Linked DNA regions of Mus musculus: region 2 is linked to region 1. A link is a loop called in an ENCODE intact Hi-C map of the cell type or tissue named here. Cell type or tissue: heart. All regions are shown on one strand. Each heading gives the region's core, and the rest is flanking DNA. Links, peaks and the distances in the headings are about the cores only. Region 1 holds the start of Magea8 (melanoma antigen, family A, 8). Region 2 holds the start of Magea5 (melanoma antigen, family A, 5).

Region 1 (15,775 bases), core at 5,132-13,131:
TGCCGGGGCCTAGCAAACACATAAGTGGATGCTCACAGTGAGATATTGGATAGATCACAGGGCCCCCAATGGAGGAGCTAGAGAAAGTATCCAAGGAGCTAAAGAGATCTGCAACCCTGTAGGTGCAACAACATTATGAACTAACCAGTACCCCAGAGCTCTTGACTCTAGCTGCATATCTATCAAAAGATGTCCTAGTCGGCCATCAGTGGAAAGAGATGCCCATTGGATACACAAATTTTATATGCCCCAGTACAGGGGAACGCCAGGGCCAAAAAGTGGAAATGGGTGGGTAGGTGAGTGGGGCGGGGAGGGTATGGGGGACTTTTGGGATAGCATTGGAAATGTAATTGAGGAAAATACGTATAAAAAATATTTTTAAAAAAATCAATATATTTTTTAGACAGGTAGAAATTTTAGTTTAGTTTGTTTTCTGGATTCAATTTCTGAGCATGCTCTTTTAAGATATTGATCATACATTCATTTTTACATTATTATTTTATATCTTATGCAGGTAACAGAGCTTATTCCTGGGAATATGAGTATCATGGGGATTAAAAAGAAAACAAGAAATAAACAAAACAAAACAAAACAAAACAAAAATCAGACACAGAGACACAGGTACAGCAATTCCTGGATACATTGAACATGTGCATTCTGATGAATGAGAAACATATTTCACATATGTTTCCATTATTCTTTGGAAGTTCTTTGGGGATCAATCTCAGATTGCAGCCATCTCTGAAGAAAAAGCTTTGGCTGTGTGTTTTCAGATTCCTGACCAGATTTCCATTTGACCCAGAGGATATCTTTTTCTCTTCTCATGCTTCTCTGTATATATGGAACTAGTGTCCTTGGTATGATTCTGACCCCTTCAAACTAAACACATTCACTCAGAATTTAATCCAGTCTATACTTTCACCCAGGATTCCTTGACTTTCCACACTCATTTATAATAATTTCTCAACTAGAACATCAGCTCATTTCAAGATGTATGTGTGTGTATGTATGTATGTATGTATGTATGTATGTATGTATGTATGTTTCTCTCTCTCTCTCTCTCTCTCTCTCTCTCTCTCTCTCTCTCTCTCTCTCTCTGTGTGTGTGTGTGTGTGTGTGTGTGTGTGTGTGTGTGTGTGTGTATTAGATGGATTCCTATTTGGATTTCAGTGGAAAACTAAAGGTGTACTGAAATGGCACACTAGAAAGAACTATCTTAAATAATTTAATTCTGCTCCAAAATGCTGGGTTCAAATAACATAAATGAGCATCATTTACACATTCTCATACATACACAAGTTATTGGGGAAGTCTAAAATTCTTTATAATATTCCCAAAGCCTATTTTCATAGTCAAAGTTGCTCTGATCCAGAGGGAAGAATCCCAAAAGGTACAGTGGCTCTTCTGAGGTCAGTAAATCAGAAAACCTGGTGTAGTTATTGGAATTTGCTCTTACACAAGACCCCTCCCTAGACTGCACTCATGGAACAATTTCTAGGATTTCCAGAGATACTGAAAGTAAGACCTAAAAGTTCAAATGTGAAGTTCCACAGAGGGTCCCCAAACACTATAGCTATAGTCTTGTGAGAATCACTGGACCAAAACCGTCTGCTTCTATGAATTGGCCTGTGAGTCTTTACTCCTTCAATTCTATCGCCCTAATACAAAAGAACCTCCTCATATTCTTCATCAGTTCAGAACAGGGTAAAAGCTGCACAGTTTGCATGGTGATGGAGGAACTTGGAACAGAGTTTGGATGCTCTCATATGCAATGAGGGACCATAGACATCACAGGACAGGGTAAGGACAAGTATTATGGCAATGAGCCACCATTGTTCCTTCTCAGGGGACTATGTCTTTAGCACAACTTCTTGGTTTCTGGGAAATGCAGACTCATATGATCATTTTAGTGTGCATGCAATGCAGGGTGTGTGTTTTGGGAAGGGATAACAGGATCCACAGGCTCAGACATATAAGTTAGACATATATCCTTTTGTTGTCCTGAGGCAAATGCAAGTCTACTCAGTGTAATAGGCCTGCGCTCCATTTTTCATATGGAAGGAGAAGGGAGACTTAGGTTTGGCAAATGAATTTCCTTGTGTTTAGCAAAACCCTCAGTGTTAAACTGGGTATATGAGTCCCTGCCCAGTCATTTATGCCTCATGACATGGTGGCCTAAGGTACGTTTTGTGAGGTTCCTGAGATTTGAGCAACCTGTGCTCTGAATTGTGATGTCCAGCACCTCTCCAGACTTTGGTATCTGGGGTCTTTGTGTACTGGACACCATGTCATGTGACTCCTAGAATGGATGTTGCCTTGTCCTGCCAGTTGAGGAGAGAAATTGGGGCTCACTCTGAAATGTTTTAGGACAGATGATCCCCCGTATAATACAGCTTCATCCTTTGGCCTGCCTAGCTCTCTGTCGGTCACCCTTGTGGGAAAGTTCCCTGCTTCTTCATTCTGGAGACTATCTAATTTAGCTATCATTTAGACCTTTGCTTGAGGAATGGCAATGGAGTAGTTGGCTGTGTCAAAAGGCTGGTAAGAGTGGACTGGGGAAGCCTTGGTTAGGTCTGAGAACCAAAAACACTATACTTTAAATGATGTATCCTGCATCAAAGAGGAGCACCCTCCTGGGAATCAGCTCCTACCCCTCTTCATCTAAGACCCGGTCCTAAGGAAACATATCCCAGGTTTGCAGAAATGCAGGAGCATGTGGGATTTTTATACTGGTTGAAAGTTGAGAAGTGGGTATTTTAAGCTGAATCCAGGATCCTAGAGGCTCAGACAATTAAGCGAGTTTTGTATCATTTTGGGATCCTGAATGAAATGGTGATCACATTACTGGAAAGTGCTTGGGTTCTAGTGTTGATATTGCCAGACAGGGGAGCGAGGGGACTGTTTTTTGCGGTTCTCTGACTTGAAAGGATGCCTCAGTGAGAACTTGTGTATATGATTCCCTCCCTATCTTATATCTGGGGACATGGAGGTCTCCGGAACCTTTTGTGAGCGTCCTGAGTTTAACGGAACCTCTGTGCTGACCTGTGGTACAGAGCACTTCGGAAGCCACTCATATCCGGCTTCCTTTGGACTCTGCGCCATTTTGTTCTGGAGCGTCCTGGAAGGGAGGTCTCCCCGCTGTGCCAGTTGAGGTAAGAATTTCGGGCTCACTATGAAACCTTTAAGGACTGGAAGGTCACCATTTAGCCTGCCTAGCTCCCAGTCCACTAACCTTGTTGGAAGTAGCTCCTTAGCCCTCGAAGGTAGGGACTGTCTAAAGGTGCGGTCTTCAAGCATTCCTGAGGAAAAGATATGGAACAATTGTCCGTTTAAAATGAGAGGCTAAGGATGGACTGTGGAAGCATTTTTTGTGTCAGAGTGACCCTGATAATTTGGTATTAATGATATACCCTCATAAAAAGTGAGAATGTGTCCCTACCCCCACTTTATCTAGGGACTCTATCCCTATGGACCAATTCTGCGGTTTCTAGAAATGCAAGAGCATGTGATATTTTTATTTTAACTGAAATTTGAGGAGTGGTTTGTTTGAGCTGGATCCAGGATCCACCGGTCCAGATATTTATGCTAGGCTTGTACCCATTTCAATCCTGAAGCATAAGCGAGCCCACTTACTGGAAAGAGCCTGATCTGCAGTTTCCATATCTGAGGACTAGGGAGGCTGAGGTCCGTTTTTGAGGTTCTCTGAGTTCAGTAGAGGCCTTAGGACTGACAAGGTGGAATGAGACCTCTCACAGCCATCTATATGTGGTGATATGGGGGACTCAGGAACCTATTGTGAGGTACCTTAAATTTAAGGAAACCTCTGTGCTGACTTGTGATACAGAGAGCACCTTGCCAGCCAATCGTATCTGGAGACTTTGTGGACTCGAACTAGGCGCCATTTTGGGAGAAGCCGAGATGGGAGATCGCTCTGCAGTGCCAGTTTAGGTGAGAATTTCGGGCTCACTCTGAACCCTTTCAGGATAGATGATCCCCCAAATAATGCAGCTTCATCTCTTTTGGCCTTGCTAGCTCCCAGTGGGGTAACCTTGTGGGAATGAGCTCTTACTCCTAGATTCTAAAGTGTTTCTAAAGTTGCCGTTTCAAATGTTCCAGGAGAGAAAGCAGATACAATATTTGGAGGAGTTAGCCCAGTATGTGAGGGTGTACTGTGGACGAGCTGCTTGGGCGAGAGAGTCCCACATACTGTAGTTTTTATAATTTTCCTGCACCGAACTAGGGTAGGAATTTTAGGAATGAGCCCCCGTTCTTCCCTGTCTATGGATAATGTCCTTTAGGACCATGTCAGAGGTTCCCAGAAATGTGGGATGTATGAGATTTTTCATCTGGATAAAGGCAGGGGAGTTGGTTGTTTGTGGTGGATCCAAGATCCCCAGGCCCAGACAATTAAGTTAGATTTGTTTCCTTTTGGCTCGCTGAAGCATAAGGGGGTTACTTAAAAGAAAGTTCCTGGGCCCCAGTTTCCATATCAGAGGCCCTGGAAGTCTGGGGGCACTTTTTGTGGTTCCTTGATATTAAAGGGTGCTTCAGAGCTGACTTGGTGGAATTAGACCCTCTCCAGAAATCTATAGCTAGTGACATTGAGGTCTCTGGACCTTTTTGGGAATTTCCTTAAGTTTACCAAAATCTCTTGCTTACTCCAGATATAGAGGCTGAACCTTCCACTCAGATCCAGGGACATTGTGGACTCAGCACCATTTGAGAGAGTCTTGGAAAGGAGTTCGCCTTGCCTTGCCATTTGAGGTAAGAATTTATGGCTCACTTTGAAACCTTGGTGGCTCTTCATATAATAGAGTCTTGTCCCTTTGATCTCCCTTGCTCCCACTGGGTTACCTTGTAGCAATGAGTACCTTATTCCATGATTTTGGAGATTAAATTATTACGTGGTTTTCAAAATTCTGTGAGGTGTAGTGGAATACCTGGCTATGTCTAAGAGTCTCTAAAGGTGTGCTATGGAATCTCTGGTAGTGTCAGGAGAGCACCATACACTATAGCTTTAATGAGCTTACCTACACCAAATGGGAAGCTGTGTGGGAATAAGATCCTTCTAGTTGGGCGGGTAGGAAAGTGGGCGGGAGGGTATGGAGGACTTTTGGGATAGCATTGGAAATGTAATTGCGGAAAATACGTAATAAAAAAAAAAGATCCTTCTAGTATCTCTCAGAGGACTCTGTTCTCAGGCTCCATTTGCCGGGTTCTTAGTAATGCTGGACCATGTGATATTTTCACTGTGTATAAAAATGGAGAAATCGATTGTTGAAACTGTTACTAGGATCCACAAGCACAGATAATTTGGTAGATATATTTTCTTTAGTGGTCCTGAAGCATAAGAGAGCACACTTACTGAAAAGAGCCTGGTCTCCAGTTGTCATATCTGAGAACTAGGCAGGCTGAGGACTCTTTTTTGAGGTTCTTTGAGTTTAATAGATGCCTTAGGACTGATTTGGTGCAAAGAGTCTACCCACAAATAGCCATCTATATCTGGTTACAAGTAGGTTTCAGGAATGTTTTGTGGTGTCCCTGAGTTAAATGAAAACTTTGCGATGACTTGTGATACAGAGCCCCTTGCAAGCCTTTTGTCTCTTGTACATTTGTGGATTTGGTACCATTTTGTGACACCCCAGGAAGGGAGATTACCTAGCTGTGTTTCATGAGGTAAGTATTTCAAGCTGAATCCAAAACTTTTCACACATATGGTTCCCCTGAGAAAATATTACTTTCTTCCCAGGATTTTTTTTTTTTTTTGGAATAGAGAAACCCCCTATTGTTAGCATAGCTCCAAGTAGAGCTCACCTGTAGGATTGAGCCCTTTGCTCCATAACATCTGAGGACTAACTACAGTCACTATTTTATGATGTTCTTTGAAAGAAGGAGGTTGAATAATACCCTGGGTGAAATGAGCTCCCAGGAAATACTGGGAAAACTCTGCTTGACAAGAAATGACCCAACCATCTTTAGGATGGCAAATGTGAACTGTATCAAACAGGGGCCATCTATTGAAAAAAAACCCTTCCCGATTGCTCTCTGGGGACTCTGGCCATAGGCACCATTTCAGAAATCAGGGTTTGTCAGTCATTTTAATATAAAGATGGGAGATGAGTGTGGGTTTTGGGAAGCTGGATTCTAGATGGTTCTTCTCCAACTGTTTCCTTGTATCATTTTCAGAGGCTTGCACCAAGTGGGAGGAGATTTGTGGGGATTGAGCCTGTATCCAAGCTTCCAGATCTTTATATAGAGAGTTCCAAGACTTAGCACCATCTTGTGAGAATCCTTGGAGCAAGAAAGCCATACCATGCTTTCGGAGTCTAGGTGATAGCTTAGGGCAGTTAAAAGGTCTCCATCAGGATTCAAGGACAAATTGTAATGCAGATTTCACCCTTCAGTTGGCATTGCATTGAGTATAACATGCTTGTTGGCATGAGGTTCTTGCTGGTTCCCCCTTTGTGCACCATGAACAGGAGCATTTTCATGAACTTCTTAGAAAGAGGCTTACATCACGTTCAGAGTGGAAGCTAGACCTGAGAGGAGACTATAAGAGCTCCAATGCAGAGAAAGGGTCACATAACATTATAACTTTGCACTAAACATGGCCTCAGATGCAGGAATCATCCTGTGGTCACTGTCAAAGACACAGAGGAGCAATTTTTAATAGTTACATCAGCCCACTTGGTAACTTCACATGCAGGCTGTATATCCTGCCTATAGGTGAATTACTAAGGCCCCTGGCAGGCTAGAACCTGTGTTCTGAACTTTTGTGTCATAACCAATTTGGGGTTACATATCATATGCCCTACCTATCACATATATTCATTATGATTCATATAGTTGCAAAATTATAGTTATGGAATAGCCTCCAAGGCAAGTTTTGGCTTGGGTTCACCACCAGATGAGGAATTGTGTTAAAAGTCCCAGCTTTAGGAAAGTTAATAAATAGTGATCAACAGGGTATTCAGTGGGCCCATTTGTAGGAATGAGCCTCTCTCCTTCCCTCCCCTGGGAATCATTGTCTTGGAGCATTTTAAGAAGATTGCAAAGAGGAGTATGCTTGTCAGTCAAGCAGTGATCTGTCAGTTGATTGCAGAAGCCTCATCCAGGAGAGAAAGTGCCAGATTACATTGTATCCTTTTGAGAGTCTTTCAGCAAAACCAGGTTGGTTTGCAGGAGTGAGGTTCTCTATCTGCAAGAGGTAACTTGGAGGACTCCAAACAATTTCCTGCCATTCCTTGTAGTTAGAGAACACTTGAGTCTTCAATCAGGGGGAAAAGTCCCTCCCTATACTGCCACATTCACATCCAGGTGCTCAGTGGGTGCTATAACAATGTTTTCAAATTCTGGAAGGGTGATACAAGCTTTCAGAGTCCAGATGATTATATAGTAGACTATAAAGCCCCTATCATAAGAGGGGGTCTCCAATTAAAGCAGCTTCAGCTCTGCTGTCTAGGAGACACCAAAGAGTGGGCCCTTGTAGTTATTGCATTCTTCCCCAGTCTGGTTCCCAGGATTTCTCAAAATATAGATGCCATTTTTAGAGCTTCCTGGTTGAGGAAGTACTTGGTCCATTTCTGACTCAAGTGTAATCTGCTGGTGGACTACAGATGCTCTAGAGTATAGGACATCCTCCATTTAATCTTGTTTCACTAACCTGATTCCCAGCAGGAACTCTTATGTGTGGTCCTGTTCACATTCCCCACCATTCCATCTATATGTAAGGACTTGCATGACAGAGAATATTTTCTTTCTGTAGCATGAATGTTGCCTTACTGTCAGAGTTTATGGTGTTCAGGATGGCCTAAAGAGCATCCTTTCTGGATAAGCTTTCCACAAATAATATGGAAAGAGTCCTGTAGCTTTAACAAAAATAGGAAAGTGGGAGTTCATGTGTCCTGGTACGTCTTGCTTGTAATCTGTGTGAGAAGTAAGGGTGAATTGTAGATGAATTCATCTTCACATTTATGGGATCCATCTGCAACATGTGGGGAGACATGTTGTAGGAATTAGACATTTTTTTTCCTATTTTAATGTAGTGTATTGAGATAGAGAGATAGTTCAGTGGTTATCAGTACTTGTTGTTCCTGTAGGTTCAATTCCCTGCCACAAATGTTGCTTCATAACTCCAGTTCCAGGGCATCTGGCCTTATTTACTGACTTGTGTGTGCACCAGTAATATATGTGTTGTGCTTAAGTAAACATTCCGTCACACATTCATGTACATTAAGTAAAAAGAATTCTGGTGGTCATCTGGAGACAGAGGAGGAGGTGAGCCATGCATGATGCCAAGGTGACAGCTATGGTTTGACTTCTGAAGACCTGTTCCAGATTTAGTCACCCCAAATTGAACCAGTTCTACCTATTTAGCCCCAAGTTCATTAAGTAGGAACAATCAAGAGTACTGGGCTCCAAGTTAGACAACATCTTCAGCATAAATTGGGGTATGTAAGTCCCACCCCTAGCTGTGGAGCTCTATATAATTTATAGCCCCATAGGAGAGAGTTTGCTTTCCTTACATGGGCAGTGTCTGGTTAGTTTATCATGCTTCACTGGATGGCCACAGGTCCAAGTGCATTCAGGCATTATCAATTTGACTCCATGGGTTAAAAAACATGAGAGTGCAAGTATTGGTAAGAATAGAAGTGGGTGGAACTTGGAGGACTTGGGAGAATTTGGGACATAAAACCATGCCTGGAATGTTGGTAAGGTAGAGCATTTCAGGACCCAGAGACTCAGTGGGCACACCTGACACTTAGGTGACTCCTAGCTCCCTACCTTACTCCTGAAATGGAAATTGTGCCCTGCTTCTCACATCATGGAGACATGACCTGTGGCCACATAGGCTTAAAACAGAGTTCTCTATGCTAATGAGGTAATTAGAGTCCTGGAAGACTCAGACAATAAGCTTCCCTTCACAGACATTCCACCCTGAACAGATGTTTATTTTCAGGAACACCATGAGATGTGTAGTATTGTTTTGAGCATACATTTTCCTACATGACAATAAGCAGTTTGCAACTACAGACTGTTTCTTTTCACCATGATATGCTGTGGGGCCTTAGGCTACAGAGTCACATCCTAATCTCCCTTTGAATGTTTCCCTGTTCTTTAAGCCACAATCGCCACCAAGCCAAGTACAGTCTAGGCAAGACCTATCATCCTTGCTTGTTCAAGCCACTACTCCCCATTTCCCCCAGCCCTGGGCAAGATGCAGCCCTAGTTTGCAGTACTCTGACTCCATTCCCTGCTCTTCTGCAATGGCCAAGGTTGCCTGGATGTCCAAGAGACTGAGAACCCCAAAGCCCTGACCTCTTCACAGGCCTGGAACCCCTGTGGCTTTCCCACATCTCAGACTTTTTCTTTCTCACCTAAAGAACAGTGCTCAATGCTTCAGTATTACCCAGCATTTGCCCTGCTGGAACCATGGGATAAGCACAATAAAACTCCCCACATTTCCCCTCTGTAAGCAGCCATGCCCAGTTGTGGATCAGAAGGAGGCTCAGAACCTAACAGGAGGGATGTTGAATATAATTAAAAGGCAATGTATGAAATGATCCGAATTTTAAGAAAATATTCTTAAAATATCATTTGGCACTCTGAACACTCCACACAGACCCTTGGAATCAAGGTGAGAGTTTATGCTTAGTCTGAGGAGTCTCAAAACAGTGCTTCTTCATTGTCCATTCTGCACGTGACAGGGTGGGGTGCATCCATAGGGGTAAGGATCTGTCCTTCAGGGGGACTCTGTCTTATATACATTTTTGGAGCAATTGAAGTAGATAGGGTCCAGGATCCATGAACTTCCAGGGTAACACACTGTAGGTAAAGGGAAGAGAATCCCCATTAGATAATTCAGCTGCATCACAATAATTGGAATTGCAAGACAGGCGTCCAGGGTAGACAACAGATTGGCCTACTGTGACCTCAGTAGGTATAATTTCAGAAGTTTTTTTGTTTTTCTTCTGATGTCTATGTTAATGAAGTCTAGGATACATCCCTAGTTAAGGCAAAAATCTAGGGTTCACTGTGTGCAGCTCACTTCAAATAATCCATGAATAAAAACTTTCTTGAGATTCCTAGGTATGTGGGTGCTGTGACTGCTTGTCTGTTATGAGTAACGATTTTTTTCTGAGATTTATATAGGAGGCGAAGTCATTGATTCTTGGTGTGATGTCAAGGTGGCAGAGGGAACCACTTAGGAGGACAGAGAGCAGAGTCCCAGGATTATGTGTGTCTCATACATGTACTTCTGTGGACTGTATGTGTCTAAGGCTGAAAAAGAAGGGACTGTGCTGCCTGGTCATATTCTGAGTCTAACACTCAGAGGCGTTAAGTGGCAAGCTTAGTTGTACCTTGGACAGGAAGGCAGCAGTCTTTGGAGAGACGAGATCTTTTTGACATCTGCACATAAAGGAAGGTATAAGGAAAAAGTCAGATGAATAAATCCCAGTTGGTCTTAGGAAATCCCATATCAGGCTAGATGAGTGCAGGTCATGTGAACAATCCACATTAACACATCCAGATGGACATGGATTTGGCACTTTCTCAGATGTCATGAGTATAGAGTGGGTAGCTATATTTAAAAACAAGGGTCCCAGGGTCATGAGATTTCAGGTAGTATCCTCGAATGTATGAGTTAAGGAAAACTCTGTTATGGGCCCAACAAACACTTGTCACTTCCCTGATCCACTCAGTGCTGGGTGGGGAGGTCTTGCTAACCATCCTATCTTGTTTACAGGTCCCTGGTATCAAGGAGCTGAAATCCTGGTAAAGCAGAGTTTAACTAGAGTCATCAGAGGGAAGATCTCAGGAGTGTCAGGACTGAAGGTGAGGACTGAAGATGTCCTGCATTTCAAAAAATGGGAAATGTCCCACACATGGCCTGCTGTAGGCTGTGAAGAAACCAAGGTCCATAGATAACTTCCCTCACCTCTTTCCACTTTATAACAGAAATAGGCTCGTGACTAAAAGAAACTAGCCTCAGATCATCAGGTGAAGCAGTACAGTACTTGTCTTTGATGAAGGAGATTGTTCTGCATGTCTGACAATTCAGGACACATGAAAAGCATTAAATTGTCTCATTTCTTGTAATTTAGTTTGAACAGGTATAGTCAGGTATGAAATGATCTTAATACCCTTTATTAATTTCTAGAGAGGTGGACATGTAAGAGTTTGCTACAGGCCAGCAAAAGGGCAGTGTAAAGTCAATGACAGAAAAACACAAGGGCCCAAAATGTTAAGTGAAGACACCATTCACTTTAAGTAGTGTTACCACATGTCCCCCAAAGCAGGTCATCTCTCCCCTTGTTTTAAGACTAGGGATTAAGTTAGCAACTAGCTCTTTGCAGCTATGGGATGGTGGCAGCATCTCTTATAATGATTGTAACGTGGAACACATGAAAATCATCCTCTGCATTAGAGCCCTCACCTTTTTACAAGGTCAAAACTGTGTATCTCAAGAACTTACAGGGATGCCTATACTGCTATTTCATATCAGTGGAGCCAACAACTGAGAATCCAGACTCTCCACAATACCTGGTGTCAAATATTCCCATGGTACCCTGTGATTATCTGTTCTGTGTTCTGGCTGCCCTCCAAATGGCAGGATAACTTCCTGTTTCAGGCTTTCAGATTCCAGGATTGCTTAGTGTCCTGTGACCTTAAAACACTCCCCCAGAGCTCTCAAGTATCATGACATTTTGAATGCTGTGGGACATGGTCTGCCTTAAGAATCCACTCACCCTCTTTTCTTTCTCCATCAGTCCTGTGTGTCCTCCCTGCTGTGATTGGAACACTATCCTGCCTACTGTTACCTAGGACAGTCACAATGGCTGACTCCCATAACATCCAATACTGCAACCTCCAAGAGAGTGCTCAGGCCCAACAGGAATTAGACAATGACCAGGAGACCATGGTGACATCACAGGAGGAGGAAGTTACCACCACCTCAAATAAAGTGTATGGTAGTGGAATACCAAGTCCTCCCCAGAGTCCTCAGAGAGCCTACTCTCCCTGTGTGGCACTGGCCTCCATCCCTGATAGCCCATCTGAGGAAGCTTCCATCAAAGGATCAGAGGGCCTGGAAGACCCACTTTATTTGTTGCACAATGCACAGAACACAAAGGTGTATGACTTGGTGGACTTTCTGGTTTTAAACTATGAAATGAAGGCATTTCCTACCAAAGCAGAAATGTTGGAAAGTATTGGTAGAGAGTATGAGGAGTACTACCCTCTGATCTTTAGTGAGGCCTCTGAGTGCTTGAAGATGGTCTTTGGCCTTGACATGGTAGAAGTGGACCCCTTTGTCCACTCCTATATGCTTGTCACTGCCCTGGGGATCACCTATGATGGCATGATGACTGATGTCCAGGGTATGCCCAAGACAGGTATCCTCATAGCTGTACTGAGTGTCATTTTCATGAAGGGAAACTATGTCAGTGAGGAGATTATCTGGGAAATGCTGAATAACATAGGATTGTGTGGTGGGAGGAATCCTTACATACATAAAGACCCCAGGAAGCTCATCTCTGAGGAGTTTGTGCAGGAAGGGTACCTGGAATACAGGCAGGTGCCCAATAGTGATCCTCCTAGCTATGGGTTCCTGTGGGGCCCAAGGGCTTTTGCAGAAACCAGCAAAATGAAAGTCTTACAGTTTTTTGCCAGCATTAATAAGACTCATCCCAGAGCCTACCCTGAAAAGTATGCAGAGGCATTGCAAGATGAGATAGACAGGACCAAGGCGTGGATCTTGAACAGATGCTCCAACTTCTCTGACCTGCTTACATTCTAGTGTACTGGCATTTCCCTTCTAACCCCAGGTCAGACAGAGTCACTGATTCCATTGCTGTACCCTCATTGGATAGCTGGGTGGAAGAGAGCATAACACATTCAATTTTCACTCTGTTTGGGTGACTTGAGGATTCTCTGTAGCTCAAAATGTTAATAATAGTAGTATAAGGTCCAATAGTTTTAGTTTTAAGTGCATGCAGTGTTGTTTTTCCAGGTTAGCTGAATGTCATTTTTTTTGAAAATAAATGGGAATGACTTCTCTATTATTTTGTAAAATGTCTCAAGATACTAGAGACACTGAAACTGTAACTTTCTGGGCAATGGAAAAAATGTGAATGTTTAAAAAAAAACAAGAATAAAAGAATTTTCATCATCTCAAACTCTTTAGTTTCTTGTTGTGTTTAACAAATTAAAATTAAACCTGAAAACAGTAAATCTCATTTGTAACACTAAACTCTGCACTGGTTCCCCTTTCATACTAAAGTCCTCTGTTAGCAGTGGGTCATTGGCAGAAGCTAGGTCTATATTTTCCTATAGATAAGAGGGTAGAGTTGAAGCCAGAGTCAATAAATTATCTATATAGGATGAGAGCATGATCCTGAGATCTTCCAAAAATTTAGAGTTTTTTTAAATATTTTCTATTACGTATTTTCCTCAATTACATTTCCAATACTCTCCCAAAAGTCCCCCATACCCTCCCCCATATTTCCCTACCCACCCATTCCCATTTTTTGGCCCTGGCATTCCCCTGTACTGGGGCATATAAAGTTTGTGTGTCCAATGGGCCTCTCTTTCCAGTGATGGCCGACTAGGCCATCTTTTGATACATATGCAGCTATAGTCAAGAGCTCCGGGGTACTGGTTATTTCATAATGCTGTTCCACCTATAGGGTTGCAGATCCCTTTAGCTCCTTGGGTACTTTCTCTAGCTCTTCCATTGGGAGCCCTGTGATCCATCCAATAGCTCACTGTGAGCATCCACTTCTGTGTTTGCTAGGCCGGGGCATAGTCTCACAAGAGACAGCTATATCTGGGTCCTTTCAGCAAAATCTTGCTAGTGTATGCAATGGTGTCAGCGTTTGGAGGCTGATTATGGGATGGAACCCCGGGTATGGCAGTCCCAAGATGGTCCATCCTTTGGTCACAGCTCCAAACTTTGTCTCTGTAACTCCTTCCATGGGTGTTTTGTTCACAATTCTAGGAAGTGGCACAGTGTCCCCACTTTGGTCTTCATTCTTCTTGAGTTTCATGCCTTTAGCAAATTGTATCAAAACTTGGGTATCTTAAGTTTTGGGCTAATATCCACTTATCAGTGAGTACATATTGTGTGAGTTCCTTTGTGATTGTGTTACCTCACTGAGGATGATGCCCAACAGGTCCATCCATTTGCCTAGCAATTTCATAAATTCATTCTTTTTAATAGCTGAGTAGTACTCCATTGTGTAAATGTACCACATATTCTGTATCCATTCCTCTGTTGAGGGGCATCTGAGTTTTTTCCAGCTTCTGGCTATTATAAATAAGGCTGTTATGAACATAGTCGAGCATGTGTCCTTCTTACTTGTTGGGACATCTTCTGGATATATGCCCAGGAGAGGTATTGCTGGATCCTCCGGTAGCACTATGTCCAATTTTCTGAGGAACTGCCAGACTGATTTCCAGAGTGGTTGTACAAGCTTGCAATTCCATCAGCAATGGAGAAGTGTTCCTCTTTCTCCACATCCTCACCAGCATCTGCTGTCACCTGAATTTTTGATCTTAGTCATTCTGACTGGTGTGAGATGGAATCTCAGGTTTGTTTTGATTTGCATTTCCCTGATGATTAAGAATGTTGATCATCTTTTCAGCTTGCTTCTCTGCTTTTCGGTATTCCTCAGGTGAGAATTCTTTGTTCATTTCTGAGCCCCATTTTTAATGGGGTTATTTGATTTTCTGGAGTCCACCTTCTTGAGTTCTTTATATTAATTGGATATTAGTCCCCTAACTAATTTAGGACAGGTGAAGATCCTTTCCCAATCTGTTGGTGGTCTTTTTTCTTATTGACGGTGTCTTTTGCCTTGCAGAAGCTTTGCAGTTTCATGAGGTCCCATTTGTCAATTCTCGATCTTACTGCACAAGCCATTGCTGTTCTATTCAGGAATTTTTCCCCTGTGCTCATATCTTCAAGGCTTTCCCCCACTTTCTCCTTTATAAGTTTCAGTGTCTCTGGTTTTATGTGAAGTTCCTTGATCCAATTAGATTTGACCTTAATACAAGGAGATAGGAATGGATCCATTTGCATTCTTCTACATGATAACAACCTGTTGTGCCAGCACCATTTGTTGAAAATGCTATCTTTCTTCCACTGGATGGTTTTAGCTCCCTTGTTGAAGACCAAGTGACCATAGGTGTGTGGGTTCATTTCTGGGTCTTCAATTCTATTCCATTGGTCTACTTGTCTGTCACTCTACCAGTACCATGCAGTTATTATCACAATTGCTCTGTAGTACAGATTTAGGTCAGGCATGGTGATTCCACCAGAGGTTCTTTTATCCTTGATAAGAGATTTTGCTATCCTAGGTTTTTTGGTATTCCAGATGAATTTGCAGATTGCTCTTTCTAATTCATTGAAGAATTGAGTTGGAATTTTAATGGGGATTGCATTGAATCTGTAGATTGCATTTGGCATGATAGCCATTTTTACAATGTTGATCCTGCCAATCCATGAGCATGGGAGATCTTTCCATCTTCTGAGATCTTCTTTAATTTCTTTCTTCAGAGACTTGAAGTTTTTATCATACAGATATTTCACTTCCTTAGAGTCACGCCAAAATATTTTATATTATTTGTGACTATTGAGAAGGTTGTTATTTCCCTAATTTCTTTCTCAGCCTGTTTATTCTTGGTGTAGAGAAAGGCCATTGACTTGTTTGAGTTAATTTTATATCCAGCTACTTCACTGAAGCTGTTTATCAGGTTTAGGAGTTCTCAGGTGGAA
Region 2 (15,775 bases), core at 3,243-11,242, 70 kb before region 1:
ACAGAGGAATGGATACAGAAAATTTGGTACATTTACACAATGGAGTACTACTACTCAGCTATTAAAAGGAATGAATTTATGAAATTCCTAGGCAAATGTTTGGACCTGGAGGGCATCATCCTGAGTGAGGTAACACAATCAAATGATATGTACTCAGTGATAAGTGGATATTAGCCCAGAAACTTAGTATAACCAAGATATAAGATAAAATTTGCAAAACACATGAAACTGAAGAAGAACGAAGACCAAAGTGTGGACACTTTGCCCCTTCTTAGAATTGGAAACAATCACCCATGGAAGGAGTTACAGAGACAAAGTTTGGAGCTGAGACAAAAGGATGGACCATCTAGAGACTGCCATAGCCAGGGATCCATCCCATAACCCATCCCTTTCAGCGTTTGCTGAAAGGACCCTGATATAGCTGTCTCTTGTGAGACTATGCCGGGGGCCTAGCAAACACATAAGTGGATGCTCACAGTGAGCTATTGGATAGATCACAGGGCCCCCAATGGAGGAGCTAGAGAAAGTATCCAAGGAGCTAAAGAGATCTGCAACCCTGTAGGTGCAACAACATTATGAACTAACCAGTACCCCAGAGCTCTTGACTCTAGCTGCATATCTATCAAAAGATGGCCTAGTCGGCCATCAGTGGAAAGAGATGCCCATTGGATACGCAAACTTTATATGCCCCAGTACAGGGGAACACCAGGGCCAAAAAGTGGGAATGGGTGGTTAGATGAGTGGGGCGGGGAGGGTATGGGGGACTTTTGGGATAGCATTGGAAATGTAATTGAGGAAAATACGCAATAAAAAATGTTTTTAAAAAAATCAATATATTTTTTAGACAGGTAGAAATTTTAGTTTAGTTTGTTTTTCTGGATTTAATTTGTGAGCATGCTCTTTTAAGATATTGATCATACATTCATTTTTACATTATTATTTTATATCTTATGCAGGTAACAGAGCTTATTCCTGGGAATATGAGTATCATGGGGATTAAAAAGAAAACAAGAAATAAACAAAACAAAACAAAAATCAGACACAGAGACACAGGTACAGCAATTCCTGGATACATTGAACATGTGCATTCTGATGAATGAGAAACATATTTCACATATGTTTCCATTATTCTTTGGAAGTTCTTTGGGGATCAATCTCAGATTGCAGCCATCTCTGAAGAAGAAGCTTTGGCTGTGTGTTTTCAGATTCCTGACCAGATTTCCATTTGACCCAGAGGATATCTTTTTCTCTTCTCATGCTTCTCTGTATATATGGAACTAGTGTCCTTGGTATGATTCTGACCCCTTCAAACTAAACACATTCACTCAGAATTTAATCCAGTCTATACTTTCACCCAGGATTCCTTGACTTTCCACACTCATTTATAATAATTTCTCAACTAGAACATCAGCTCATTTCAAGATGTATGTGTGTGTGTGTATGTATGTATGTATGTATGTATGTATGTATGTATGTATGTTTCTATCTCTCTCTCTCTCTCTCTCTCTCTCTGTGTGTGTGTGTGTGTGTGTATTAGATGGATTCCTATTTGGATTTCAGTGGAAAACTAAAGGTGTACTGAAATGGCACACTAGAAAGAACTATCTTAAATAATTTAATTCTGCTCCAAAGTGCTGGGTTCAAATAACATAAATGAGCATCATTTACACATTCTCATACATACACAAGTTATTGGGGAAGTCTAAAATTCTTTATAATATTCCCAAAGCCTATTTTCATAGTCAAAGTTGCTCTGATCCAGAGGGAAGAATCCCAAAAGGTACAGTGGCTCTCCTGAGGTCAGTAAATCAGAAAACCTGGTGTAGTTATTGGAATTTGCTCTTACCCAAGACCTGTCCCTAGACTGCACTCATGGAACAATTTCTAGGATTTCCAGAGATACTGAAAGTAAGACCTAAAAGTTCAAATGTGAAGTTCCACAGAGGGTCCCCAAACACTATAGCTATACTCTTGTGAGAATCACTGGACCAAAACCGTCTGCTTCTATGAATTGGCCTGTGAGTCTTTACTCCTTCAATTCTATCGCCCTAATACAAAAGAACCTCCTCATATTCTTCATCAGTTCAGAACAGGGTAAAAGCTGCACAGTTTGCATGGTGATGGAGGAACTTGGAACAGAGTTTGGATGCTCTCATATGCAATGAGGGACCATAGACATCACAGGACAGGGTAAGGACAAGTATTATGGCAATGAGCCACCATTGTTCCTTCTCAGGGGACTATGTCTTTAGCACAACTTCTTGGTTTCTGGGAAATGCAGACTCATATGATCATTTTAGTGTGCATGCAATGCAGGGTGTGTGTTTTGGGAAGGGATAACAGGATCCACAGGCTCAGACATATAAGCTAGACATATATCCTTTTGTTGTCCTGAGGCAAATGCAAGTCTACTCAGTGTAATAGGCCTGCGCTCCATTTTTCATATGGAAGGAGATGGGAGACTTAGGTTTGGCTAAAGAATTTCCTTGTGTTTAGCAAAACCCTCAGTGTTAAACTGGGTATATGAGTCCCTGCCCAGTCATTTATGCCTCATGACATGGTGGCCTAAGGTACGTTTTATGAGGTTCTTGAGATTTGAGCAACCTGTGCTCTGAATTGTGATGTCCAGCACCTGTCCAGACTTTGGTATCTGGGGTCTTTGTGTACTGGACACCATGTCATGTGACTCCTAGAATGGATGTTGCCTTGTCCTGCCAGTTGAGGAGAGAATTTGGGGCTCACTCTGAAATGTTTTAGGACAGATGATCCCCCGTATAATACAGCTTCATCCTTTGGCCTGCCTAGCTCTCTGTCGGTCACCCTTGTGGGAAAGTTCCCTGCTTCTTCATTCTGGAGACTATCTAATTTTGCTATCATTTAGACCTTTGCTTGAGGAAAGGCAATGGAGTACTTGGCTGTGTCAAAAGGCTGGTAAGAGTGGACTGGGGAAGCCTTGGTTAGGTCTGAGAACCAAAAATACTATAGTTTAAATGATGTAACCTGCATCAAAGAGGAGCACCCTCCTGGGAATCAGCTCCTACCCCTCTTCATCTAAGACTTGGTCCTAAGGAAACATTTCCCAGGTTTGCAGAAATGCAGGAGCATGTGGGATTTTTATTCTGGTTGAAAGTTGAGGAGTGGGTATTTTAAGCTAAACCCAGGATCCTAGAGGCTCAGATAATTAAGCGAGTTTTGTATCATTTTGGGATCCTGAAAGAAACGGTGATTTTATTACTGGAAAGTTCTTGGGTTCTAGTGTCGATATTGGCGGACAGGGGAGCGAGGGGCCTTTTTTTTGCGGTTCCCTGACTTGAAGGGATGCCTCAGTGAGAACTTGGGTATATGATTCCCTCCCTATCATACATCTGGGGACATGGAGGACTCCGGAACGTTTTGTGAGCGTCCTGAGTTTAACGGAACCTCTGTGCTGACCTGTTGTACAGAGCACTTCGGAAGCCACTCATATCCGGCTTCCTTTGGACTCTGCGCCATTTTGTTCTGGAGCGTCCTGGAAGGGAGGTCTCCCCGCCGTGCCAGTTGAGGTAAGAATTTCGGGCTCACTATGAAACCTTTAAGGACTGGAAGGTCACCATTTAGCCTGCCTAGCTCCCAGTCCACTAACCTTGTTGGAAGTAGCTCCTTAGCCCTCGAAGTTAGGGACTGTCTAAAGGTGCGGTCTTCAAGCATTCATGAGGAAAAGATATGGAACAATTGGCCGTTTAAAATGAGAGGCTAAGGGTGGACTGTGGAAGCATTTGTTGTGTCAGAGTGACCCTGATAATGTGGTATTAATGATATACCCTCATAAAAAGTGAGAATGTGTCCCTACCCCCACTTTATCTGGGGACTCTATCCCTATGGACCAATTCTGCGGTTTCTAGAAATGCAAGAGCGTGTGATATTTTTATTCTAATTGAAAGTTGAGGAGTGGGTTGTTTGAGCTGGATCCAGGATCCACCGGCCCAGACATTTATGCTAGGTTTGTAACCATTTCAATCCTGAAGCATAAGCAAGCCCACTTACTGGAAAAGAGCATGATCGGCAGTTTCCATATCTGAGGACTTTGGAGGCTGAGGACTGTTTTTGAGGTTCTCTGAGTTCAGTAGAGTCCTTAGGACTGACAAGGTGGAATGAGACCTCTCACAACCATCTATATGTGGTGTTATGGGGGACTCAGGAACCTTTTGTGAGGTAGAAATTTAAGGAAACCTCTGTGCTGACTTGTGATACAGAGAGCACCTTGCCAGCCAATCGTATCTGGAGACTTTGTGGACTTGAACTAGGCACCATTTTGGGAGAAGCCGAGATGGGAGATCTCTCTGCAGTGCCAGTTTAGGTGAGAATTTCGGGCTCACTCTGAACCCTTTCAGGATAGATGATCCCCCAAATAATGCAGCTTCATCTCTTTTGGCCTTGCTAGCTCCCAGTGGGGTAACCTTGTGGGAATGAGCTCTTACTCCTAGATTCTAAAGTGTTTCTAAAGTTGCCGTTTCAAATGTTCCAGGAGAGAAAGCAGATACAATATTTGGAGGAGTTAGCCCAGTATGTGAGGGTATACTGTGGAAGAGCTGCTTGGGCGAGAGAGTCCCACATACTGTAGTTTTTATAATTTTCCTGCACCGAACTAGGGTAGGAATTTTAGGAATGAGCCCCCGTTCTTCCCTGTCTATGGATAATGTCCTTTAGGACCATGTCAGAGGTTCCCAGAAATGTGGGATGTATGAGATTTTTCATCTGGATAAAGGCAGGGGAGTTGGTTGTTTGTGGTGGATCCAAGATCCCCAGGCCCAGACAATTAAGTTAGATTTGTTTCCTTTTGGCTTGCTGAAGCATAAGAGGGTTACTTAAAAGAAAGTTCCTGGGCCCCAGTTTCCATATCAGAGGCCCTGGAAGTCTGGGGGCACTTTTTGTGGTTCCTTGATATTAAAGGGTGCTTCAGAGCTGACTTGGTGGAATTAGACCCTCTCCAGAAATCTATAGCTATTGATATTGAGGTCTCTGGACCTTTTTGGGAATTTCCTTAAGTTAACCAAAATCTCTGTGCTTACTCCAGATATAGAGGGCTGAACCTTCCACTCAGATCCAGGGACATTGTGGACTCAGCACCATTTGAGAGAGTCTTGGAAAGGAGTTCGCCTTGCCTTGCCATTTGAGGTAAGAATGTATGGCTCACTTTGAAACCTTCATGGCTCTTCAAATAATAGAGTCTTGTCCCTTTGATCTCCCTTGCTCCCACTGGGGTACCTTGTAGCAATGAGTACCTTATTCCATGATTTTGGAGATTAAATTATTACATGGTTTTCAAACATTCTGTGAGGTGTAGCTGTGGAATAACTGGCTATGTCTAAGAGTCTCTAAAGGTGTGCTATGGAATCTCTGGTAGGGTCAGGAGAGCACCATACACTATAGCTTTAATGAGCTTACCTACACCAAATGGGAAGCTGTGTGGGAATAAGATCCTTCTAGTTGGGCGGGTAGGGAAGTGGGCGGGAGGGTATGGAGGACTTTTGGGATAGCATTGGAAATGTAATTGAGGAAAAGACATAATAAAAAAAAAGGATCCTTCTAGTCTCTCTCAGAGGACTCTGTTCTCAGGCTCCATTTGCCGGGTTCCTAGAAATGCTGGACCATGTGATATTTTCACTGTGTATAAAAATGGAGAAATCGATTGTTGAAACTGTTACTAGGATCCACAAGCACAGATAATTTGGTAGATATATTTTCTTTAGTGGTCCTGAAGCATAAGAGAGCACACTTACTGAAAAGAGCCTGGTCCCCAGTTGCCATATCTGAGAACTAGGCAGGCTGAGGACTCTTTTTTGAGGTTCTTTGAGTTTAATAGATGCCTTAGGACTGATTTGGTGCAAAGAGTTGCCCCACCAACAGCCATCTATATCTGGTTACAAGTAGGTTTCAGGACTGTTTTGTGGTGTCCCTGAGTTAAATGAAAGCTTTGCGATGACTTGTGATATAGAGCCCCTTGCAAGCCTTTTGTCTCTTGTACATTTGTGGATTTGGTACCATTTTGTGACACCCCAGGAAGGGAGATTACCTAGCTGTGTTTCATGAGGTAAGTATTTCAAGCTGAATCCAAAACTTTTCACACATATGGTTCCCCTGAGAAAATATTACTTTCTTCCCATGATTTTTTTTTTTTGGAATAGAGACACCCCCTATTGTTAGCATAGCTCCAAGTAGAGCTCACCTGTAGGATTGAGCCCTTTGCTCCATAATATCTGAGGACTAACTACAGTCACTATTTTATGATGTTCTGTGAAAGAAGGAGGTTGAATAATACCCTGGGTGAAATGAGCTCCCAGGAAATACTGGGAAAACTCTGCTTGACAAGAAATGACCCAACCATCTTTAGGATGGCAAATGTGAACTGTATCAAACAGGGGCCATCTATTGAAAAAAACCCCTTCCCGCTTGCTCTCTGGGGACTCTGGCCATAGGCACCATTTCAGAAATCAGGTTTTGTCAGTCATTTTAATATAAAGATGGGAGATGAGTGTGGGTTTTGGGAAGCTGGATTCTAGATGGTTCTTCTCCGACTGTTACCTTGAAACATTTTCAGAGGCTTGCACCAAGTGGGAGGAGATTTTTGGGGATTGAGCCTGTATCCAAGCTTCCAGATCTTTATATAGAGAGTTCCAAGACTTAGTACTATCTTGTGAGAATCCTTGTAGCAAGAAAGCCATACCATGCTTTCTGAGTCTAGGTGATAACTTAGGGCAGTTAAAAGGTCTCCATCTGGATTTAAGGACAAATTGTAATGCAGATTTCACCCTTCAGTTGGCATTGCATTGAGTATAACATGCTTGTTGGCATGAGGTCCTTGGTGGTTCCCCCTTTGTGCACCATGAACAGGAGCATTTTCATGAACTTCTTAGAAAGAGGCTTACATCACTTTCAGGGTGGAAGCTAGATCTGAGAGGAGACTATAAGAGCTCCAATGCAGAGAAAGGGTCACATAACATTATAACTTTGCACTAAACATGGCCTCAGATGCAGGAATCATCCTGTGGTCACTGTCAAAGACACAGAGGAGCAATTTTTAATAGTTACATCAGCCCACTTGGTAACTTCACATGCAGGCTGTGTATCCTGTCTATAACTGGGTTACTAAGGCCCCTGGCAGGCTAGAACCTGTGTTCTCAAATATTGGGTCAAAACCTTTTTGGGGTTACATTCAGATGCCCTTCGTATCACATATATTCACTGTGATTCATATAGTTGCAAAATGATAGTTATGGAGTAGCCGCCAAGACAATTTTTGGTTTGAGTTCACCAGCAGAGGAGGAATTGTGTTAAAAGTCCCAGCATTAGGAAAGTTAATATATAGTGATCAACAGGGTATGCAGATGGTAATTCAGTGGGCCCATTTGTAGGAATGAGCCTCTCTCCTTCCCTCCCCTGGGAATCATTGTCTTGGGGCATTTTAAGAAGATTGCAGAGAGGAGTATGCTTGTCAGTCAAGCAGTGATCTGTCAGTTGATTGCAGAATCCTCATCCAGGAGTGAAAGTGCCAGATTACATTGTATCCTTTTGTGAGTCTTTCAGCAAAACCAGGTTGGTTTGCAGGAGTGAGTTTCTCCATCTGCAAGAGGTAACTTGGAGGACTCCAATTTCCTGCCATTCCTCGCAGTTAGAGAACACTTGAGTCCTCATTTAGGGGGAAGAGTCCCTCCCTATACTGCCACATTCACATCCAGGTGCTCAGTGGGTGCTATAACAATGTTTTCAAATTCTGGAGGGGTGATACAAGCTTTCAGAGTCCAGACAATTATATAGTAGACTGTAAAGCCCCTTTCATAATAGGGGGTCTCCAGTTAAAGCAGCTTCAGCTCTGCTGTCTAGGAGACACCAAAGAGTGGGCCCTTGTAGTTATTGCATTCTTCCCCAGTCTGGTTCCCAGGATTTCTCCCAATATAGATGCCATTTTTAGAGCCTCTTGTTTGAGGAAGGACTTGGTCCATTTCTGACTCAAGTGTAATCTGCTGGTGGACTGCAGATGCTCTAGAGCATAGGACATCCTCCATTTAACAATGTTTTACTAACCTGAAGCCCAGCAGGAACTCTTATGTGTGGTCCTGTTCACATTCCCCACCATTCCATCTATATGTAAGGACTTGCATGACAGAGAATATTTTTTTTCTGTAGCATGAAGGTTGCCTTACTGTCAGAGCTTATGGTGTTCAGGATGGCCTAAAGAGCATCCTTTCTGGATAAGCTTTCCACAAATAATATGGAAAGAGTCCTGTAGCTTTAACAAAAACAGGAAAGTGCGAGTTCATGTGTCCTGGTAGGTCTTGCTTGTAATCTGTGTGAGAAGGGTGAATTGTAGATGAATTCATCTTCACATTTATGGGATCCATCTGCAACATATGGGGAGACATGTTGTAGGAATTAGCCATTTTTGTTTTTTTTTCCTATTTTAATGTAGTGTATTGAGATAGAGAGATAGTTCAGTGGTTATCAGTACTTGTTGTTCCTGTAGGTTCAATTCCCTGCCACAAATGTTGCTTCATAACTCCAGTTCCAGGGCATCTGGCCTTATTTACTGACTTGTATGTGCACCAGTAATATATGTGTTGTGCTTAAATAAACATTCAGTCACACATCCATGTACATTAAGTAAAAAGAATTCTGGTGGTTATCTGGAGACAGAGGAGGAGCTGAGCCATGCATGATGCCAAGGTGACAGCTATGGTTTGAGTTCTGAAGACCTGTTCCAGATTTAGTCACCCCAAATTGAACCAGTTCTACTTATTTAGCCCCAAGTTCATTAAGTAGGAACAATCAAGAGTACTGGGCTCCAAGTTAGACAACATCTTCAGCATAAAGTGGGGTATGTAAGTCCCACCCTTAGCTGTGGAGCTCTATATAATTTATAGCCCCATAGGAGAGAGTTTGCTTTCCTTACATGGGCAGTGTCTGGTTAGTTTATCATGCTTCACTGGATGGCCACAGGTCCAAGTGCATTCAGGCATTATCAATTTGACTCCATGGGTTAAAAAACACGAGATTGCAAGTATTGGTAAGAATAGAAGTGGGTGGAACTTGGAGGACTTGGGAGAATTTGGGACATAAAACCATGCCTGGAATGTTGGTAAGGTAGAGTATTTCAGGACCCAGAGACTCAGTGGGCACACCTGACACTTAGGTGACTCCTAGCTCCCTACCTTACTCCTGAAATGGAAATTGTGCCCTGCTTCTCACATCATGGAGACATGACCCGTGGCCACATAGGCTTAAAACAGAGTTCTCTATGCTAATGAGGTAATTAGAGTCCTGGAAGACTCAGAAAATAAGCTTCCCTTCACAGACATTCCACCCTGAACAGATGTTTATTTTCAGGAACACCATGAGATGTGTAGTATTGTTTTGAGCATACATTTTCCTACATGACAATAAGCAGTTTGCAACCACAGACTGTTTCTTTTCACCATGATATGCTGTGGGGCCTTAGGCTACAGAGTCACATCCTAATCTCCCTTTGAATGTTTCCCTGTTCTTTAAGCCACAATCGCCACCAAGCCAAGTACAATCTAGGCAATACCTATCATCCTTGCTTGTTCAAGCCACTACTCCCCATTTCCCCCAGCCCTGGGCAAGATGCAGCCCTAGTTTGCAGTACTCTGACTCCATTCCCTGCTCTTCTGCAATGGCCAAGGTTGCCTGGATGTCCAAGAGACTGAGAACCCCAAAGCCCTGACCTCTTCACAGGCCTGGAACCCCTATGGCTTTCCCACATCTCAGACTTTTTCTTTCTCACCTAAAGAACAGTGCTCAATGCTTCAGTATTACCCAGCATTTGCCCTGCTGGAACCATGGGATAAGCACAATAAAACTCCCCACAATTCACCTCTGTAAGCAGCCATGCCCAGTTGTGGATCAGAAGAAGGCCCAGAACCTAACAGGAGGGATTTTGAATATAATTAAAAGGCAATGTATGAAATGATCCAAATTTTAAGAAAATATTCTTAAAATACCATTTGGCACTCTGAACACTCCACACAGACCCTTGGAACCAAGGTGAGAGTTTATGCTTAGTCTGAGGAGTCTCAAATCAGTGCTTCTCCATTGTCCAATCTACACCTAACAGGATGGGGTGCATCCATAGGGGTAAGGATCTGTCCTTCAGTGGGACTCTGTCTTATATACATTTTTGGAGCAATTGAAGTAGATAGGGTCCAGGATCCATGAACTTCCAGGGTAACACACTGTAGGTAAAGGGAAGAGAATCCCCATTAGATAATTCAGCTGCATCACAATAATTGGAATTGCAATACAGGCGTCCAGGGTAGAAAACAGATTGGCCTACTGTGACCTCAGTAGGTATAAGTTCAGAAGTTTTCTTTTTTTTTTCTTCTGATGTCCATGTTAATGAAGTCTAGGATACATCCCTAGTCAAGGCAAAAATCTAGGGTTCACTGTATACAGTTCACTTCAAATAATCCATAAATAAAAACTTTCTTGAGATTCCTAGGTATGTGGGTGTTGTGACTGCTTGTCTGTTATGATTAAAGATTTTTTTCTGAGATTTATATAGGAGGCGAAGTCATTGATTCTCGGTGTGATGTCAAGTTGGCAGAGGGAGCCACTTAGGTGGACAGAGAGCAGAGTCCCAGGATTATGTGTGTCTCATACATGTACTTCTGGGGACTGTATGTGTCTAAGGCTGAAAAAGAAGGGACTGTGCTGCCTGGTCATATTCTGAGTCTAACACTCAGAGGCATTAAGTGGCAAGCTTAGTTGTACCTTGGACAGGAAGGCAGCAGTCTTTGGAGAGACGAGGTCTTTTTGTCATCTGCACATAAAGGAAGGTATAAGGAAAAAGTCAGATAAATAAATCCCAGTTGGTCTTAGGAAATCCCATATTAGACCAGATGAGTGCAGGACATGTGAACAATCCACATTAACACATCCAGATGGACATGGATTTGGCACTTTCTCAGATGTCATGAGACCAGAGTGGGTAGCCATATTTAAAAACAAGGGTCCCAGGGTCATGAGAGTTCAGGTAGTATCCTCGAATGTATGAGTTAAGGAAAACTCTGTTATGGGCCCAACAAACACTTGCACTTCCCTGATCTTCACAGTGCTGGGTGGGGAGGTCTTGCTATCCATCCTATCTTTTTTTCAGGTCCCTGGTATCAAAGAGCTGAAACCCTGGTAAAGCAGAGTTTGACTAGAGTCATCAGAGGGAAGATCTCAGGAGTGTCAGGACTGAAGGTGAGGACTGAAGATGTCCTACATTTAAACAAATGGGAAATGTCCCACACCTGGCCTGCTGTAAGCTGTGTAGAAATCAAAGGCCATAGATAACTTCCCTCACCTCTTTCCTCTTTATAACAGACATAGGCTCCTGACTAAAAGAAACTAGCCTCAGATCATCAGTTGAAGCAGTACAGTACTTGTCTTTTATCAAGGAGAGTGTTTGGCAGGTCTGACAATTCAGGATACATGAAAACCATTAAATTGTCTCATTTCTTGTAATTTAGTTTGAACAGGTATAGCCAGGTATGAAACGATCTTAATACCCTTTATTAATTTCTAGAAAGTTGGACATGTAAGAGTTTGCTACAGGCCAGCAAAAGGGCAGTGTCCAGTCATTGACAGAAAAACACAAGGTCCCAAAATGATCAGTGAAGACACCATTCACTTTAGGTAGTGTTACCCCAGGCCCCCCAAGCCAGGTCATCTCTCCCTTTGTTTTAAGACTAGGGACTAAGTTAGCAACTAGCTGTTTGCAGCTATGGGATGGTGGCAGCATCTCTTATAATGATTGCAAAGTGGAACACATGAAAATCATCCTCTGCATTAGAGCCCTCACCTTTTTACAAGGTCAAAACTGTGTAGTCTCAGAACTTACAGGGATGCCTATACTGCTATTTCATATCAGTGGAGCCAACAACTGAGAATACTGACTCTCCACAATACCTAGTGTCAAATATTCCCATGGTACCCTGTGATTATCTGTTCTGTGACCTGGCTGCACTCCAAATGGCAGGGTAACTTCCTGTTTCAGGCGTTCAGATTCCAGGATTGCTTAGAGTCCTGTGACCCTAAAACACTCCCCTGGAGCTCTCAAGTATCATGGCATTTTGAATGTTGTGGGACATGGTCTGCCTTAAGAATCCACTCACCCTCTTTTCTTTCTTCATCAGGCCTGTGTGTCCTCCCTGCTGTGATTGGAACACTATCCTGCCTACTGTTACCTAGGACAGTCACAATGGCTGATTTCCATAACACCCAATACTGCAACCTCCAAGAGAGTGCTCAGGCCCAACAGGAATTAGACAATGACCAGGAGACCATGGAGACATCCGAGGAGGAGGAAGATACCACCACCTCAAATAAAGTGTATGGGAGTGGAATACCAAGTCCTCCCCAGAGTCCTCAGAGAGCCTACTCTCCCTGTGTGGCACTGGCCTCCATCCCTGATAGCCCATCTGAGGAAGCTTCCATCAAAGGATCAGAGGGCCTGGAAGACCCACTTTATTTGTTGCACAATGCACAGAACACAAAGGTGTATGACTTGGTGGACTTTCTGGTTTTAAAATACCAAATGAAGGCATTCACTACCAAAGCAGAAATGTTGGAAAGTATTGGTAGAGAGTATGAGGAGTACTACCCTCTGATCTTTAGTGAGGCCTCTGAGTGCTTGAAGATGGTCTTTGGCCTTGACATGGTAGAAATAGACCCCTCTGTCCATTCCTATATCCTTGTCACTGCCCTGGGGATCACCTATGATGGGATGATGACTGATGTTCAGGGTATGCCCAAGACAGGTATCCTCATAGCTGTACTGAGTGTCATTTTCATGAAGGGAAACTATGTCAGTGAGGAGATTATCTGGGAAATGCTGAATAACATAGGGTTGTATGGTGGGAGGAATCCTTACATACATAAAGACCCCAGGAAGCTCATCTCTGAGGAGTTTGTGCAGGAAGGGTACCTGGAATACAGGCAGGTGCCCAATAGTGATCCTCCTAGCTATGGGTTCCTGTGGGGCCCAAGGGCTTTTGCAGAAACCAGCAAAATGAAAGTCTTACAGTTTTTTGCCAGCATTAATAAGACTCATCCCAGAGCCTACCCTGAAAAGTATGCAGAGGCTTTGCAAGATGAGATAGACAGGACCAAGGCCTGGATCTTGAACAGATGCTCCAACTCCTCTGACCTGCTCACATTCTAGTGTAGTGGCATTTCCCTTCTAACTCCAGGTCATAGTCACTGATTCCATTGCTGTACCCTCATTGGACAGCTGGGTGGAGGAGAGCATAACACATTCAATTTTCGCTTTGTTTGGGTGACTTAAGGATTCTCTGTAGCTCAAAATGTTAATAATCGTAGTATAAGGTCCAATAGTTTTAGTTTTAAGTGCATGCAGTGTTGTTTTTCTAGGTTAGCTGAATGCCATTTTTTTTTTAAATAAATGGGAATGACTTCTCTATTAATTTGTAAAATGTCTCAAGATACTAGCGACACTGAAATTGTAATTTTCTGGGGAATGGAAAAAATGTGAATGTTTTAAAAAAACAAAAATAAAAGATTTTTCACCATCTCAAACTGTTTAGTTTCTTTTTGTGTTTAACAAATTAAAATTAAAACTGAAAACAGTAAATCTCATTTGTAACACTAAAATCTGCACTGGTTCCCCATTCATACTAAAGTCCTCTGTTAACAGTGGGTCATTGGCAGACTCTAGGTCTATATTTTCCTATAGATAAGAGGGTAGAGCTGAAGCCAGAGTCAATAAATTATCTATATAGGATGAGAGCATGATCCTCATACCTTCCAAAAATTTAGAGTTTTTTTTTTAATATTTTCTATTACGTATTTTCCTCAATTACATTTCCAATGTTCTCCCAAAAGTCCCCCATACCCTCCCCCCCCAACTTCCCTAACCACACATTCCCATTTTTTGGCCCTGGCGTTCCCCTGTACTGGGGCATATAAATTTTGTGTGTCCAATGGGCCTCTCTTTCCAGTGATGGCCGACTAGGCCATCTTTTGATACATATGCAGCTATAGTCAAGAGCTCCGGGGTACTGGTTAGTTCACAATGTTGTTCCACCTATAGGGTTGCAGATCCCTTTAGCTCCTTGGTTACTTTCTCTAGCTTCTCCATTGGGGGCCCTGTGATCCATCCATTAGCTGATTGTGAGCATCCACTTCTGTGTTTGCTAGGCCTAGGCCTAGTCTCACAAGAGACAGCTACATCTGGGTCCTTTCAGCAAAATCTTGCTAGTGTATGCAATGGTGTCAGCGTTTGGAAGCTGATTATTGTGTGGATCCCTGGATATGGCAGTCTCTCAATGGTCCATTCTTTCGTCACAGCTCCAAATTTGTCTCTGTAACTCCTTTCATGGGTGTTTTGTTCCCAATTCTAGGAAGTGGCACAATGTCCCCACTTTGGTCTTCATTCTTCTTGAATTTCATGCATTTAGCAAATTGTTTCATAGCTTGAGTATCCTAAGTTTTGGGCTAATATCCACTTATTAGTGAGTACATATTGTGTGAGTTCCTTTGTGAATGTGTTACCTCGCTTAGGATGATGCCCTCCAGGTCCATCCATTTGCCTAGCAATTTCATAAATTCATTCTTTTTAATAGCTGAGTAGTACTCCATTGTGTAAATATACCACATTTTCTGTATCCATTCCTCTATTGAGGGGCATCTGGGTTCTTTCCAGCTTCTGGCTATTATAAATAAGGCTGTTATGAACATAGTGGAGCATGTGTCCTTCTTACCGGTTGGGACATCTTCTGGATATATGCCCAGGAGAGGTATTGCAGGATCCTCTGGTAGTACTATGTCCAATTTTCTGAGGAACTGCCAGACTGATTTCCACAGTGGTTGGACAAGCTTGCAATCCCACCAACAATGGAGGAGTGTTCCTCTTTCTCCACATCCTCACCAGCATCTGCTGTCACCTGAATTTTTGATCTTAGCCATTCTGACTGGTGTGAGATGGAATCTCAGGATTGTTTTGATTTGCATTTCCCTGATGATTAAGAATGTTGATCATTTTTTCAGCTTGCTTCTCAGCCTTTCGGTATTCCTCAGGTGAGAATTCTTTGTTCAGTTCTGAGCCCCATTTTTTAATGGGGTTATTTGATTTTCTGGAGTCCACCTTCTTGAGTTCTTTATATTAATTGGATATTAGTCCCCTATCTGATTTAGGATAGGTAAAGATCCTTTCCCAATCTGTTGGTGGTCTTTTTGTCTTATTGACGGTGTCTTTTGCCTTGCAGAAGCTTTTCAGATTCATGAGGTCCCATTTGTCAATTCTCGATCTTACTACACAAGCCATTGCTGTTCTATTCAGGAATATTTCCCCTGTACCCATATCTTCAAGGCTTTTCGCCACTTTCTCCTCTATAAGTTTCAGTGTCTCTGGTTTTATGTGAATTTCCTTGATCCACTTAGATTTGACCTTAGTACAAGGAGATAGGAATGGATCAATTCGCATTCTTCTACATGATAACAACCAGTTGTGTCAGCACCATTTGTTGAAAATGCTGTCGTTCTTCCACTGGATGGTTTTAGCTCCCATGTCGAAGATCAAGTGACCATAGGTGTGTGGGTTCATTTCTAGGTCTTCAATTATATTCCATCGGTCTATTTGTCTGTCACTATACCAGTACCATGCAGTTTTTATCACAATTGCTCTGTAGTACAGCTTTAGGTCAGGCATGGTGATTCCACCAGAGGTTCTTTTATCCTTGAGAAGAGTTTTTGCTATCCTAGGTTTTTTGTTATTCCA

What was found. Peaks named below come from ENCODE experiments on the same cell type or tissue, not always from the same donor. Only the 100,000 strongest peaks of a DNase experiment are listed, where the experiment ranks them.
Region 2: it touches region 1 in a loop (15-fold over the local background); 19 of 42 quality-filtered maps call a loop at or near these places.

Annotation. Positions count from the first base shown.
Region 1 is chrX:154,983,173-154,998,947 of GRCm38, reverse strand. It overlaps Magea8 (melanoma antigen, family A, 8), which reads left to right and starts at 3,098. Exons shown (of 4, transcript NM_020020.4): 1 at 3,098-3,152; 2 at 4,665-4,764; 3 at 10,748-10,836; 4 at 11,772-13,173. The coding sequence starts at 11,837. The coding sequence ends at 12,799. In heart, for the core only: no CTCF peak of the experiment used is centred there; no DNase peak of the experiment used is centred there.
Region 2 is chrX:155,050,858-155,066,632 of GRCm38, reverse strand. It overlaps Magea5 (melanoma antigen, family A, 5), which reads left to right and starts at 5,080. Exons shown (of 3, transcript NM_020018.1): 1 at 5,080-5,154; 2 at 11,150-11,238; 3 at 12,174-13,572. The coding sequence starts at 12,239. The coding sequence ends at 13,201. In heart, for the core only: no CTCF peak of the experiment used is centred there; no DNase peak of the experiment used is centred there.